Linked DNA regions of Homo sapiens: region 2 is linked to region 1. A link is an interaction called in ENCODE POLR2A ChIA-PET data of the cell type or tissue named here. Cell type or tissue: MCF 10A. All regions are shown on one strand. Each heading gives the region's core, and the rest is flanking DNA. Links, peaks and the distances in the headings are about the cores only. Region 1 overlaps LINC02819 (long intergenic non-protein coding RNA 2819). Region 2 has its middle 28 kb from the start of DUSP23.

What was found. Peaks named below come from ENCODE experiments on the same cell type or tissue, not always from the same donor. Only the 100,000 strongest peaks of a DNase experiment are listed, where the experiment ranks them.
Region 2: POLR2A ChIA-PET joins it to region 1 with 10 read pairs; 2 of 35 experiments call an interaction of 5 or more read pairs at or near these places.

The regions. Positions count from the first base shown.
Region 1 is chr1:159,469,188-159,477,532 of GRCh38, reverse strand. All of the region lies in intron 2 of LINC02819 (long intergenic non-protein coding RNA 2819), which reads right to left. Among named protein-coding and RNA genes, the nearest start is that of LINC02819, 7.3 kb to the right of the region's middle. In MCF 10A, for the core only: no CTCF peak of the experiment used is centred there; a DNase peak (open chromatin) is centred at 3,972.
Region 2 is chr1:159,748,965-159,757,309 of GRCh38, reverse strand. No RefSeq gene overlaps it. Among named protein-coding and RNA genes, the nearest start is that of DUSP23, 28 kb to the left of the region's middle. In MCF 10A, for the core only: no CTCF peak of the experiment used is centred there; a DNase peak (open chromatin) is centred at 4,939.

The DNA.
Region 1 (8,345 bases), core at 71-8,070:
CTTGGGGCCACAGCTGATACTATTATTTTCTTCTTCATCTATTAATTCTAACTTCCCCCTCACTTTCAGCTCTTACTTCTAAAGTTCTCAGTGGCTTACTTGTGGTTTCACCGCAACCCTTGTTCCTGAGATGTCTGAGTCTAGTAATCCCATCCTTCACAGGTAGAGGTTATTGCACTTGAACATTCACAATCACAATTGTCAAGGAATTACCAAGAAGTATCTAATCTAAATGAATCACTGAGTTCCACAATTATTTCTTGGTGTCCCTACTGTGTAAAAACATCCCTACCTCTTCCTGCTGTCACAATTTCCTTTTCTTACCTGCTAGTCCTTGAATATAAAAAGTCCAAAACGCCCAGGTGGCAGTCATAGGTTGTAATTCAATGGCACCCTTGATGTGTCCCTGTGTAGGGTGGGCCTTTTGGGGGCACCAGGACCTTTAACATTGCAAGGCTCAGAATAAACAGACAGAAGGCACAAATTCTCCCAAAGGGACACAGAAATGATGGTAAGTGGGGATACTTCTGTTTTTACTTCTTGGACTTGGACCTATGCATTATTCCCACTAGTGACACAGCATCGTATAGACAGATGTCTCTGATCCAGTGTACATACTGTGTTTTGGAAGAAAGCACCTTATCTTTGCAAATGGTTTATTCCAAGCTGGTACTTCAGCTATGTCTTTAGCAGGTCATTCCAATATCCTCTCAGGCAGGCTGCTTCTAAATTATTCAGCTTGTGGTACAGTTAGTGGATACCATGGTCATGGGCCCACTCCTGCACCTCCTTTGCTGCAAGGTGGGTCCAATGGTTGGATGATTTATAGAGCAGGATTTCATGCTTGAGGATCTAGTAGTCTGTAAACCCCCAATAGAGGTGCAGATAGAGGATCTCCAGGCAGGAAAAGGAAACCATTACCTAGAGTAAGTTTCTGTCCTGTGAGGACAAACTGCTAACCCTTCCAGGAAGAAAGGAGCCCAATGTAGTCAACTTGCCAATAAATAGCTGGTTTGTCTCCTTGATAAATAGTGCTATACTTGGAGTACATTATTGGTCTCTGTTACTGGCAGTTGGATAATCAGAGGTGCTAGTAGTTATCAAAAGCTTAGTGAATGGCAATACATGCATAGCCTCTATCTCTGCCACTGTTGAAGATGTTCCTGTCAAATCAGGACTAAGTTGATCACTGATAAAAGCTGGCTAATATCAAGTGGCTGAGTCACTCCATCTACTTGATTGTTTGGTGATTCTTCTATGGTTGATGCTTCCTGGTAGTAACAAATGTGTGATACAAGGTTCACACTTCATGTCCACTCTCACATATACATCCACATGCCTCTATTTCAGACTTTCTTGTCTGCAGTCTTCCAATCCTTTTCCTTTTAGGTTCCTGACAAACAAGTCAGGCTATTTGTTATGCTTATGAGTCTACACATATTCTAATGTAGGGGCACTTCTCATTTAGCAAAAAGTAAATAATCAAGTGTACCATCCAAAGCCCCACCAGTTAGGAAAACTTTCCTTCTGCACCATCTTTGAAGGCTATCCTTGAGTGAGGCTATAATGCATCTATTTTTGACTTGTACCCACATATTGAGTTGATGCATCCACAAACCAAGCTAGTACATTTTCTTTATGCAGAAACTTCATAGTGAACTAGGGAAGGGTGATGCAGATACCACCCTGGCTGGTGACATGGAGATTTAGTTTACATGTTTATGCAACTTGCTTTTATGTTTTTGCCTTCTGGTCCTGCTTGTGCTGTCTCTGATGTATACTGTGGATCTTTTGAATAATTGTTACTGGGCCTATCTGACTTTACAGTTTTGAAGGTCAAGCAAGATCTACTTCATGAAGAAAAATTCTAAATGCATGATCACTGGTGTCCATTGTTGCCAAACATTCTATCTCTACTAGGGCCTCGTAGCTTGCCAGGGGCTGATTTTCCAAAAGTTTGTGATTCTCTGCTCTACAAGGCATAACCCTGCTACAGAACCTCAAAGACTCACGTTGTGATTCTTCCTCTAGAGCTTGCCATATGTTCTACACTACTTATTTTTCTACCATTGACAGCTACAACAAAATAAGGTCTGCTAAATCATATAGCCCAAGTGACAGGTCTAATTGCACTACAACCTGTATCTGCTGCAGAACTCCTTCTGTTCCAAGTCCTACTCAAAGTTGCAAGGCTATCATGTAATATAAAAGCTAGAGCATTACACCTAGTTTGTGGACTTACTGCCTCCAGAATGAAAAGGGGCCTACCAAGTATTGTGCTTCCTTTTTTTGTGGTATGGGATGTGAGATGCACCAACTTGTTTTATTTGGAGGGAGTGTCGTAGCATACCTCTGACCACAGGATTTCTGAAACCAAAATGACAAATTTCTGAGTGTTCAGAGTTTTTTTTTTCTCTCTCTCTGTAGTACATGTATCTTACCAAACCCTCTAGTATGCTAGCCACATTGCACTCACCCTGTCTGATCAACATGATGTGATTGATATGGTGGATCAGTGTGATGTTCTGTGGCAATGGCTTTCAGAACCATTGGATGAAAGGAACAGAATCTAGCATGAGCATTGAGGAGAAGCCTCTGCATCCATACTGCAGAACTGAGTCAAAGGAACACCTGCTTCTTTTACAATTAGGATGCAGATTGCTCCACATTGTACACCGCTACAACCAGCATTAGAAATCCACAAAATTCAAAAGTTCACATATTTAGAGAGATGCTTCCTCTAGAGTCGCACTGCATTTGCTCTAATCTACTCCAGCAACATTGCCCAGGGCCCTGCTTCTCAATACCCATAAGGAAAGGCTGGAAGATGGCACCTTGGTTCAATTCTGCTGCTGAAAAATCAGTCCCTGTGCTTGTCAGTAAAAATGGCAAAAAAAAAAAAAAAAAAAAAGAGGAAGATATGTAGTCTCTGTCTTACTACCAGCCTCTAAATATCTGATGGGCTGAACCAAAATCACCTTGAGAACTGTAGTTTCAAGGGAGTCCAGGAAATATACTTTTTAGCCTTTCACTCTCTGCCATTTGGAAAGGCAAACTAGAAGAGTGAAGTAGATGTTGAACATGAGTCCACCATTTTCATCTCAATAACGATCCCTCATCAGATGCTTTTTGAAAGGATTAAATGTGATAATATATGGAATTGCTTATTATAGCAGCTAAATGTAGTAATATTCAATAACTGTTGGGTCTTCTTTCTTAAACCATTTATTCATAATCAAGAGTATTAATTTTCAACCCCAAATCATGTCAATAATATTCAAAAGATGGATTTACTGTCAATTTGTCCATCTGTGATGTAACTAGGTATAGGATTGACAATTTAAGTCAGTGCTGTCCGGTATAGAACAGTATGAACGGTTCTATAAGAATAAAATGCACACTGAATTTCAAAGACTTAGTGTAAAGTAAATGTAAAATGTCTCATTAATAATTTTTTACTAATTAAGTGGTGAAATGATATTTTAAAGAAATATTGACTTAATAAAATATATTATTCAAATTAATTTTATTTCTTTATTTCTGCATTTAAAAACTTTGACCACTAGAAACATTAAAATTACATATGTAATTTAATTATATTTCTTTTGGACATTAATGCCAGAACTAGTCCCTGAACTCTACCTTCTAAGTTTGCGTCTCCCTCTTGTGAGGGTCTTTCTGTCGCATTTAGAGTTCTCCTGCTTCTCTGGTTTTAATTATCCATATTACAGTTTACATGAGGTATTTTTAAAAAATTCATTAAAAACATTATGAGAAACCACAAAGAAATATGACTACATCTGACTCTGATATTGGCTCTCCCACCCTGTCCCCTAAGTTATGAAACTCTGGAACATTCTGTTTTCTCCCTGTACTAATCTGAACACAGAACTTGGCACCTCTTCAAGTCTGCAAAATAATCTCCAAAAGCCTGGGTAAGCAATGATAATGGCATTCTTGAAGAGCTGTAAAAGAAAATAGATGAAGGACTTTACATTGCACCCTTAAAGCAAATCTAACACCCCCTCCAATTAGTCATTTCTAATGTTTTCCTAAATCCCTTCTCTGTTACTCAATGAATAGGTCTTCTGGCTCCCTCCTACTATTTCCTCCCTCTCTCCACTATCTTCCTGCCTCACTGGCCTCTTCCTCCGCCTCTAAGATTCACTCCTGTTAAAATTCCTCATCCCTTTAGTAAGCGGAACAATTTAATTGCTGTATTGTGTTCCTTCGGCATTTCCTTAGGGTCTCATACTCCAAAAAAAGTAATTTCTTTTGAATAAATACAAAGTCTCCCTAAGAGGAATTTTGGGAAATATGATTTTCTTCATTTCATTACACAGAATAAATTGGATAAGTTTAGAAAGTAAAGATTTCAATGCTAAGAAATTTGGTAAATATAATAAGGAGCTTTACCAAGTCTCAAACCTCCTTAGTGTAAGACAATCATTCCTCATCACATTTGGGTTGATATAGTCTACCTGCAGCTTGCACATTCCGTTCTAATAACAAGGCAGGTTCCATCTTGTTTTACACTACAAGAGCAGTTCATCAGTCTGAAGACAAGGCCAACACATAGTTTTCTCATTTATGTCCCTTCCTACCCCCATGTGTCCTTAATAATCTCCCTATGATAACAAGTTTCTTAATTTAAGGTCAAAAATAGGTCATAGTTCATTTGTGTAGCTGTGTTAATTAACCCTCCAAATTCCAAGACAAGAGCTCATCCTTGTTGGCTCACTTTATCAACTCTTCCACATTCTTCCAGTTCTTTGAAATTTATCTCTAGTATGTCTCATTTCCTAAGATGATGATTTTATCAGAACATAACCAATGTAATATTCAGTATCATACTACCATATTGAGAGTTGAGAACACTAGAATCCCAATAATAATAAAACTAGGTTTCATTTATCAGCTAGCTACAGCTCTAAGTTGCTTTATATGCAATTAGCGCATTGTAATTATCATAACTACAGAAGAGGCAGGCATTATTATGTCTATATTGTACCTAGGAAACTACGGCTTAACAAGATTAAGGTATTTCCCCCCAAAAAAAACGACATTCTATTTCCCATCAATGTGATGTTTCATTCAGGGTCCATACTCCATATACTTCCCCACTGCTCTGAAGTCCATAAAGTTCATTATAAAAGCATAGGGTTTTGGAATTGAAGGGACTTAGAGATTATCTAATCCTATATACTCACTTTACAATTACTACAGATGTCCCAACTAATTAGAGCCATTCTTACCCCAAGACTTGGTTGATAGAATATTATACATTTAGGGACATCCAGGAGGTAATGATAGTAACTTGGCTTGCAAAAAGGTTTAAAATATCTTTTTTCTTAATGACCCTAAATGAAGGCAAATGGCTTTCCAAGAACAGCTCTTTCAAGTAGGGAGCAACATATCAGCTGACTTGTTACCAGCTTTTTATTTGCATGATCAGTGTATTACCATCAACTTTTAGTAGCAGATAAAGGTATTTAAGGAATCAGCCTCAAGATGAGTAAACTTTATCGGAAAAGGCTGTCACAAGCTTGGGTAGCTGTCTTATGGGCTTATTTCTTAGTCCTTTTGGGCTGTTGTAACAAAATACCTTAGACTGGGTAATTTATAAAACAGCAGAAATTTATTGCTTATAGCTCTGGAGGCTGAGAAGTCTAAGATCAAAGTGCTAGCAGATTTGGTTCTGATGAGGGTCTGTTTCACATAGATGGCACTTGCTGTGTCCTCAGTTGGCAGAAGGGGCAAGGAAGCTTGCTTAAGCCTCCTTTATAAGGGTACAAATTACATTTATGAGGGTGCAGCACTCATGACTTAATCACTTCTTGAAGGCCCCTTCGTATCATATTGGGTATTAGCTTCTGACATACGAATTTTTGGGACCACAACATTCAGACCATAGCAGCTTTGATACTGTTTGGGTATATCATGATTAATCAGCCGGAGGGTAGTGATTGCATCAGTGGAAACAGGGAATGCTATGAAGACAAAAGTCAAGTTATTGAGCTCAAAAGATACACTGCTTACTTTGAAGTGTTTTCCAGGACTAACCCAGAACGAACTCCTCCCCATGCGGAAACCTTCCAAATGCTTTTGCCTGGTTGTTATAAATTGATCTCATATGGCACTGCCCATTAAGTTGGAGAGCACGCTACAAATATGTATTCTACAAATGTGTACTCTGTGTTTCGTAGACTTTACGGTTTTCTAGAGGATGGTATGATGCCTATCTCTGCTGAATATCAAAAAGATCTTCAGAACGGAACAAAAATTGCTTAATTATACATTGTTCTTTCCTATGGCCAGACATTCTTTTGTTGTTAGAGAGAGTCATTATGTAATAAAAAATCTTGAATTTTGGAGTAATAAAAACAAAGTGTTCCATCGTATATTCATTTACTAAAAATATTTATCAAGAGATGACTCTATGTTAGTAACTGGCAAATGTTATAAATAAGACTTGTAAGGCTACTACTCTCATAGAACACAGATTCTAGAGAGAGGAGTTAGATAATTAATACATCAATAAATGAGTAAAATAAATCTTATAAGGACAATAGGATGATAAGATTTGTGGCAAGGAGGTATTTTAGACTGGGTAGTCAGAGAAGGCCTCTCTTTGGAAGCAGCAACTGAGAAGGAAACATCATATAAGTGAACAGATAGAGGCCGATAGGTCATAATTTAGGGCAGCTATAGGTAATACATAAAGGAATGGGTGTGGGTGTGTACTAATAAGTCTTGCTTTTTTTTTTTTTTTTTTTTTTTTTTTTTTGAGACAGAGTCTCACTCTGTTGCCCAGGCTGGAGTGCAGTGGCACAATCTTGGCTCACTGCAACCTCCGCATTCCAGGTTCAAGTGATTCTCCTGCCTCAGCCTCCCAAGTAGCTCGGATTACAGGTGTGCGCCCTCACACCAGGCTAATTTTTGTATTTTTAGTAGAGATGGGGTTTCACCATGTTAGTCAGGCTGGTCTCGAACTCCTGACCTCGTGATCTGCCTGCCTCAGCCTCCCAAAGTGCTGGAATTGAGCTATCTCTCCCGTGTAAGTCTTTATTTAGAAAAACAGGCAGGGGTGCGGGAGTCAGATCTGGCCTGCAGAGGAAAGCATTTCAGGCAGGAGGAATCTGGGAAGTTGAAAGGCCAAGGCTGGGTGTGGGCTTTGTATTCTTGTATTCTTAGAAAGTAGTATGGCTGGAGGCTAGTGAGAGTGAGAGTGATAGGGTGTTGGAGACAGAGGTACAGGCCAGGTCAGGTAGGGCTTTTTAGACTTATGAAGAAATTTACATTTTATTCTAAATGCAAAAGGAAGCCACCAGAATGATTCACGCAGGGAACAGTGACACAATCTGATTTATATTTTAAAGAGGCTCTGGTTGCTGAGCAGTTACTATTTTTAGGGAAGCTAAAGTGGAAGCAAGGAGAGTCAGGAAGCTGTTACAGTAATCCTAGGAAAATACCATAGTGAAGACAGGGAGAGCTGGAAGTGTAGCAGTTTGAATTTCTCTCTTCATGGCTCCTTAACTATACATGAACTTTGAACTTCATTTCCTTCATCAGCTAAGTATAGATAAAATTCCTATTCTCTTTGTTAGGATAAAATAAGCCTATAAGGCAAATGTCCAACAAATGGTTAGATGTCGGTTATGTTAGTTCTTTCTTTTTCTTCTTTGTCTAAAGCTCATACATTTTTTTTCTTCCTTCTCCCCTTTCTTTCTTTTTCTCCTTTCCATGGATATTTGTCTCCTTCCATAGATATTTAATGGTGAACTGGTTTGTGCAAAACACAATACTTGGTAGTGGAAGATATAGAGAGATCTTGTTTTTAAACATTTATTGACTTATATAGTTGGGTGCTCAAAAAAGCAGAACCTTTAGTTTTCCCTTTAGTTTTTCTTTTCTTTACTTTTTTAGTAAGGCAAACTGCCATTTTAAAGTCCTAGCTAGTTATATAAATAATAATGAAGAAAAAATCATTTTGGAGAAGATCTTAGTTTTGGGCAGAATCAACTAAGGGTGATATACAAAAAACTCCTTACATTAAAACAAAAATTAATTTAACATTGGTTCTGAGAATATACTGGAAGTTTTATCCTGGGAAACATATGTACAATTTTTTTTTTTTTTTCGTGACAAATATGCCCCAACCCACAACCCTTGTATATATGCAGCACAAGATTACTGGGGACGATGAGGTTATTAAAATAGCCACTGTAATTAAAGTGGTCTTGATATGGTTTGGGTGTGTCCCCACCCAAAATTTCATCTTGAATTGTAATCCCCATAATCACCATAATCCCCAAATGTCAAGGAAGAGACAAGGGGGAGGCAAC
Region 2 (8,345 bases), core at 257-8,256, 280 kb before region 1:
ATAAATAAGAGTCAGCAGAGGAATTGAATCTCCAGATTATGCCTGGTGGGACATAGTACATGTGTTTAAATATAAAGTAATATGTAACATAAAAGCGGCACAAGTGAAGCTTTTTGAATGTTCAGAGGAATGAGAGATCACTTCCAACTGGGCAATCACAAAAGCTTCAGGAAAAAGTGATGTTGAGTTAGGCCCGGAAGGATGGACATGCTTCACACGTGCAGGTATTAGGAGAGATGATGGGGTGAAGCAAGAGAAGATTAGCTGCCGTGAGTTGAATACTGGGAATTTTAGGCCCTGTGGCATTTGGTGGGGATGATATTTTGAGCAGGGGGATTGTGCCACATCTCAAATTACACCAGGCAAGTAGTTGCTTACTATTCTGTTTATGGGATCAACGCTGCCAAGGGCATGCTACCTGCAAATGTGGATGGGAAGGATGAGAGAGAGAGAGAGAGAGAGAGATAGAGAGAGAGAGAGAGAGAAAGAATGCTAACTGAAGCTTCTACATAGCTGACTGCTCAGAAAACCCAACACATGGAGCTATGTTCTGAAGTAATTGCCTAAAACCTTTATCAACAAATAGTTTTTAGACTTTGGTATGGAGGAGAAAATTCTGGAAGAGAATCTACAACATTTCACAACACTGCAAACAGGGGGCATTTCAGGACATCCCTGAGGAACACAGCAGCATGCTCAACTTCCTCTTAGATGGCCTTGCATTTCTTACAGCCTCCTTGTGACCACAGGAGCCTGGTGATCCATGGAGCAGTAAGCCCAGCAAAGCCTAAGAGTGGGGCTCTGGAGGGACAGGTCTGTTGTTCTTTGTAGAGATTGATGGATTTGTTACAATTAGTAATAGGTGGCTTTCCTGAAATTCTGCAATTACCTCTTGAAATAGGGAAACCTCTGATCACATGGGTAGGATATTGCTAAAGAGGTGAAAACTTACTTGGGCCATTTAAACAGGTTCCTGCCAGTTTCCTATAAATGAAAGTTTAAATAATCCTCCTTTCTCAGTTAGGAAGAAAATCAATATCTGATTACAGCAGAATTCAATGCCATTCTGCCTGATTCTTCTATGCTTAGAAAACCCACAGAAGGCAGGAGCTCAGACGGATGAACCATGGTGTCCCGACTCAATGCAACTTCTCTTCTGTTTTCCATAGAGTGTTTCCAACAGTGTAAATCAACAATAATCATAGTTGCTATGTTAGTGTTGTACAATGCTGTACAGGCGATAACTTACTTTCACAAACATGTCTTATCTAATCTTCATAAAAATTCATTGAGGTGAATATTGCTCTCCTACTTTTACGGAGGAGAAAACTGAGGCACAGGTAACTAAAGCAAATTATCCTAGATCTTTGGATGAGCATGTATTAGTGATTAGTGTTTATGTCTGGTCTTAGGAGTAGAAATTCATTTGTGCTCTTGAGCAAGGTCCAAAGATGAGAGGCAGGATTGGGAACTGTAGGTGTAAGGGTGAGTTCAGAGCTGCGTTGGGCAAACATCTGATCATCTAGGGATAGGCTGTCCCCACACAGGGACAATCTTTTACCAGTCTTCTCTCTGCTAGGGAAGGTAATCAGTGGCAGAGACCCTCACATCTGGGAGTGACTAAAGTTATATGTTCAAATCTTTCATTTTTTTTTCAAATGAGGAAGCTGAGGTTGAGTGAAGTTAGGTGACTTGCAAAGACACACAACTAACTGGCGATGAAAATGGGATCATTACCCAGTTTTCTACTCTTACACTGGAATTTCTGCCACTGCACCTAGATGCTCTTCCTGCTTTACTCTCTCTTTTGATTAGATAGAAGTGTGTTTACAACATAAAGTGATTGGGCATTTGTTAGGTAAGTGGAATAAAAGTAACAGTTGCTACTATTCATTGAACACCTATGATGTGCTACAGTGTGCTAGATACTTATCATGCATAATTTTTCATCTTCGCAAGAACTCTGCAAAGTCTCTCTCTCTCAATGTGTATATATATACATTGTATAATATATACATTGTATACATATATACAATATATACAATGTATATATACATATACTGTATACATATATACACATTGTATACATATACACATATATATACATTGTATATATACACAATATATACATACATATACATATATATGTATATATACATATATACATTGTATACATATATACAATATATACAATGTATAATATATATAGTATATGTATATGTACAATGTGTGTATATATATATATAGAGAGAGAGAGAGAGACAGACAGAGTCTCACTGGAGTGCAGTGGCATGATCTTGGCTCACTGTAACCTCCATCTCCTGGGTTCAAGCTATTCTCCTGCCTCAGCCTCCCAAGTAGCTGAGATTACAGGCGCCCCCCACCATGCCCAGCTAATTTTTTTTTTTTGTACTTTTAGTAGAGATGGGGTTTCACCATGTTGGCCAGGCTGGTTTCGAATTCCTGACGTCAAGTGATCTGCCCGCCTTGGCTTCCCAAAGTGCTGGGATTACAGGCATGAGCCACCGCGCCTGGCCCTGCAAAGTCTGTATTTTTATCTCTGTGAGGATACTGGGACCGGTGATGAGGAGGGACTTGCCAAGACAATTTTGAGCCCGTGCTGTTTTTGTTGTGCAGCGTGGCCTCTGCAATAATTTATCTTTTGTCCTAGAAAACAGAAATATTTGAATTTTTTATGTGGTCAAATATCACTTGTTGGAAGTCATTAAAATTCAAATTGTCTGCATTTATTCCTAGAACTACACCTGATTAAAAAGGGAGATAAGGGAGATGAATCAGTTATCACCTTTAAACAGAGTCTTTAGAAGTCTTGATTAATAAGTACGTTTCAACATGAAGGAAAACCAACATTTTTTTTACAACTATAATTCAAGTTGTATGCTTAAGTAATTTTTTTTTTTAAAGAGAGATGTTTTGTTTTTAACCCTTATTCCTCCAACACGCCGGCGCAGAGTTCTAGAGGCACTTTTGTATTAATTAGTTCTTTCCTTCAAATTCAAATACCTTTACAATAGCTAAGGATATTTATCATTTAAATTCAGAGTTTGATACACTTGCTTCCTCTTAGCATCTGTGATATGCTGTCCAAATTGAAAAAAAAAAGCATTATTTTTTTCTTTGTTTCACTTGGAAGGCTTTAGGAAATGGGAAAGTCTGAGCACTGTGCCTCCCAGGAAGGATTTGGATCACCGTTGGGCAGTATGAATTTTTTTGGGTTTGGGAACCAGAAGGGAAAGGGTGCCAGGAGGTGGAAAAATGGTACTGACAGGGATGTGGCTGTTCTTGGCCAGTGAGCCCTGAAATCCTGATGTGACATAGGTGGCTAATTACTGCACTGTGTAGAGGTATCATGATGCGTCTTTCAGCATGATTCCAGACACAGCGCCTCTCTCATTTGACTCCACTCTTTTAACATGGATCCCCGGCTTCTACCTGCACAACCTCGCATGGTCACATCTCCCACAGAAATGAAGGAAGAGCCTTCTTCCCTGAAACAGCAGGGACTTTCGTGAAGTTCATCATGATGGTGCTTTTTAATTGGCTGTCTTGGCCTTTTATTTGTTTTCTGACCCTTGGACTTGCATTGCTCCCTGGTGCCTGTGGGTTTCCTGGTTTCTAACTGCTGGCTTGATTTTTAACCTACACACTTAACCTGGACTCCTGATATGCATGTGATTTCTGACTTCTCATTTGGCTCGGAGCCTTTTTGACTTTTCCCGTTCCCAGTCCTGCCTGTAATTCTTAGACTTGTTGTATTTTTCTACCTGGCTTCCCACCTTGGCTCTGGGACTCTTTGTCAACACCAGTCTTGATCCAATAGAGAGACTCGATCTCATTGGGCAACCAGGTAAACAAGAGGACTGGTGAAGGGGTTGAGAAAGTCACATCTTCATCTAGCATTTGGCACAATTCTCATGGCCTTTCTGATCATGGAGTTGACTTTATGTAATAAGAGTTCGAAGAAGTCTTGAACAGAAAAAAATTTTGTAAACAAGAGGCAGTAATTGTTATTCTTTCCAGTTGTTGAGTTAGCTACACCTCTGTAAATTGTAACATAGAGTTTCAAATTTATATTGAATTCCTGCGGTGTCCTGAAATTGGGGTCGGTCTACCTTTCCGAAGAAGACCAGACACATTTCTGTGACACAGGATCTTTTATATAGGATTCATGGGTAATAATTTCTGCTGCTCCTTCTTTATTCCAAAAGTGAACAAAAGTCAGTTTTTCACACAGGTAAAGTTACTAAAATTGTGGTAGGTAAAGTTACTAAAGCTGTAGTAACTTTACCTGTGTGAAATCCTAACTTACTTCAATAGGATATTATTAAAGGAAGGAGAATTTCCACATTCAAGATAACTAATCCAAATCAAGATCTTCATTTGGGAAAACCAGACTCAATAATATCAGATCCTGGCATAGCTCTGGCATGTTGTCTTGCAGGTATGTTGAGAGTATACAACTATGGGTAACCTCTTGGGCAAAGGAGCTCAAGATTAATTTCTTGTCATTTTCCACAAATGTATCAATGCATCTACAAAGTAAAATGGGATGGATTCTCAAATGTCAGTTCTTTCGAACCATTGATCTTAAGAATTCAGGTTGAGTTTATGTCTAGAATTTTAACTGATCATGACAGATAAATCTATGAGTCATTGTCATCTCTTAGAAGCTCATGATGATTTTAAGGGCGTGTTGTAACCACTTCTTTAACCAAAATCAGGCAATTTCAGGTGTGGCCCATAAGTAGTTAATTCCACAATGTTGCATTTTTTATGCTCCACTTGCAGCTGATTTGTGAGCTGTAGAGTTTGGCGGGGTTGGGAGTGTTGACCTCAGGAAGGATTTGCGACAGTGCTTGGCAATCACGTGACACACCAGCTATTCCTTCCCATCATTAACTTGGCATTGACTGGACAAGCAACAGGGCACCATTCCAGGTGTGTGTTGAAATTCTCTGGTGTCCTTTGAAATCCTAAGCAACAATTTCCTCCCATTGTGCAACTCAAGAACTCTGATAAACAGTATGTTTGGCATTCTGTTCCTGGAAACGTCTCTTACAGAGGCCACCTATGGGTGTTCTAGAGTTGACTGAGGGACATCAGTGTTGGATGATGCCACAGAGGCTACCAGCTAAGTCTGTGTGGCAATAAAACACATCCTGTATAAGCAGAGACAGAGATGAGCAGGGGAAAATCCAAGCAAGATGTAGGAACAAATTAAAGGATGTATCACTCAGGCAACCAAGGTCATGGAGAGCAGAATAGAGCACCAAGAAAAGAGTTCCTGATAAACCAATGCACTAATTGGAAGTGTTTGTGGTGATGTGAAGAAGGCCTCTGGAGGCCTCCAGGGTGAGTTAAGGCAAGCAATCAACATGTCAAGGTAATTTGTTAGCAGTACTGGCTTTGGGTTAAGGTGTATAAACCTGCCTGTTGTGATGTATGAAGCCTGCTAACCGGAGGAAACTTGGCCATAGAAGGACAGCAGCAAAGTGGCGCCTGGTTGGAACTGACAAGAGGAACCACCTATACTTGTATCTGTACCTGTATCATCTGCCCCATGAAGGCAGGCCCTAATTACAAACCACTTATCTAGATGGAGGGGTGGGCATGGCCTCTCTATATGACCACAGGATATTTCCAAGTTTCCCTGATCTTACTGAGTAGTTATTATGAAAGGATGCTCTCAAAGAGCTGCAAGAGAAATAAAGGCTTTAATGAACGTGCATTTCTACAGGCCAAGCAGACCTAATTTGCCCTCTGAATTCACACCAGCTGTGCACACCCCTCACCGACTCATTCAGACCATACTGGTTGTGCACACTTTTCACGATCTCATTGACCCTGCATGACTCTGCTTTACACTTGAATGATCCCAGGAACCCAGACTGACTGTGCACAGCCTCACCTTCCCATTGAGCCCCCATAGGTTATACATCACACACCACATTGTCACTCTCACAGTTGGCTCTGTACATTTCTCTTCTGCTAAGCTCACACCCTTCACCATCTTAGTGATTTCATATCCACTTTGCACTGAGCTCAGCTGAGATCACATGGCCCACTGCATTGACTTCACACAGATTATACAATGCTATGACATCACCCACTCTTTGGCCACTCAATATCTGTTTTTCTATTCTTCCTAGAAATAAACCCTGGTTGTACTTTATGCACAGCTAAGAGACAACATTTCCTAGCCTCCCTTGCATTCTTATAACATTTTGTTATATGATTAAGTTCTAGCTAATGAGATTTAAACAGACGGGTTTGGGTGGGATTTCTGAGGGTGTTCCTTGAAGTGAGACAAAATTCTGGGGTCTAATCTTTTGACCTTAGTCTTTCCATTTTCCCTCCCCTACTGGCCCCTTTAGTTTTGAAAACAGTTAGGTTGGTGAGATTTCATCATTCATCTTGTGACTTTGAGAATGGAAGCCACTTAATAAGAATGGTTGGTCCATAAGTTGGAGGGGATCTGAGATCTTGATAACTTTATGGGGCAACAAAACCACTTCCTGGGCCTTCTATCTTGACTTCTTTTATGGAAGAAGATGAGCCCCCCTAGTTCTGCTTAAGCCACTGTATTTGGATCTCTGACACTACAGGTGAATGCAATTCTGTTTTCTTTTGTTTTTTGTTTTTTTTTTTTTTTTTTTGAGATGGAGTTTCACCCTTGTTGCCCAGGCTGGAGTACAATGGCATGATCTCGGCTCACTGCAACCTCCGCCTCCTGGGTTCAAGCGATTCTCCTGCCTCAGCCTCCTGAGTAGCTGGGATTACAGGCATGCGCCACCACACGCGACTAATTTTGTATTTTTAGTAGAGACAGGCTTTCTCCATGTTGGTCAGGCTGGTCTTGAACTCCTGACCTCAGGTGATCCACCTGCCTTGGCCTCCCAAAGTGCTGGGATTACAGGCGTGAGCCACCGCGCCTGGCCAGGTGAATGCAATTCTTACTGGCGCAACCCCTCACCATTCTACTGAGCTCACCCTGACTATGCGTGTGCTTATCATCCCCTCAGTCTATGTGTACTCTGTATATTGTCATTTGACTGGGATGGTGCATATGTGGAACAGCTGTCTTTTACTTTTTTAAATGCTAAGAATAGCCTCTGAACTTTTCTTTTGACTTAGTCATATAAAGTAAGATGGATCAGACTCTCTGAGGTACATAAATCACATTCTGTAAATGTTAATGGGGAGAGACTAACCCAGTACAATGCAAGTTGTACACAGGAATCAATACTCAGGTGATGCAGAGAGATGTTAGGATCAATGGTTCTTCCTTCCCTGAGTCAGCACCAAATCATGTCATGATGATTACTTGTGCATCATGGAGGCTGGGATAGGGTCTTCAATGGCAAACGTTGCCATTCCTTAGTGTAAATCTGAGTCTCACCCACTACACTTCCCAAAAGACTATATTTGAAAAAAATTTGCACATTAATATATTTTCCTTACCTTGCAATTTTGCCTCTAAAAAATCAAAAGAATAAAACTCAAGGTAGGGAGATAGCAACTGGAAAGCAGGAAGTAGAAAGATGGGCTCACACGAGGGCTGCCCAGTACAGGAATATGGTGTAAATGGTGCCCCCTGAGGGTGCAAAGTAGTGTTCCAGCTTATTCCCACCTCCACCTCATCTTCCATCCCAGCTGCTGTCAGAGTCTTTGGACATGGCCATGGTGACTCTGGGTTCAGCGCCTCCTTATCCTTTTAGCCCATTCCCTGGTGTTAGCATGGTGGAACAGAGGGAAGGGTCCTATCGAAGGACAAGTTTTCAGGTAAATGGTTACCACAGCAAGGACTATTCAGGATGCAAAAAACAAGCTTGAGAAGAGTGTGCTTGAAATCTTTAGATAGGCAGCTGATACCTGGGCATAAAAATCACCTTTTCTTCTTTCATCACAACTAAGAGGCATGACTTAAAACCTTTAAGAGTAGATTTAGTATAAAAATGAAATGATATTATGTGAAACAAGGCATTCTTAGGTTCCTGGACTCTGCACTTCTAGGCCTCTGCCCTTCTTAACTAGTTGAGGTACCAGAGGAACCATAGGATGTAACTCAATGACCCCCTTTATAAGACTCTTGATGACTGGCTGTGACTGGCAGGTGGGGGCCTGTGACTCTTTGGCAGCCTCAAGGCAATTCGTCATACTTGGGGCTCAGAGGAAGTCACATAGGTGAGGCACAGTCACCCCCTATTCTGCTCTTTATGGATTCTGCTTGGATTGGCATTCACACAGCTATCATTTCTCTGATAAATAACCTGTGCTAATTTTTCAGTGATGGACTTCACATCTCCTTAACCTCTGTAGTCCTA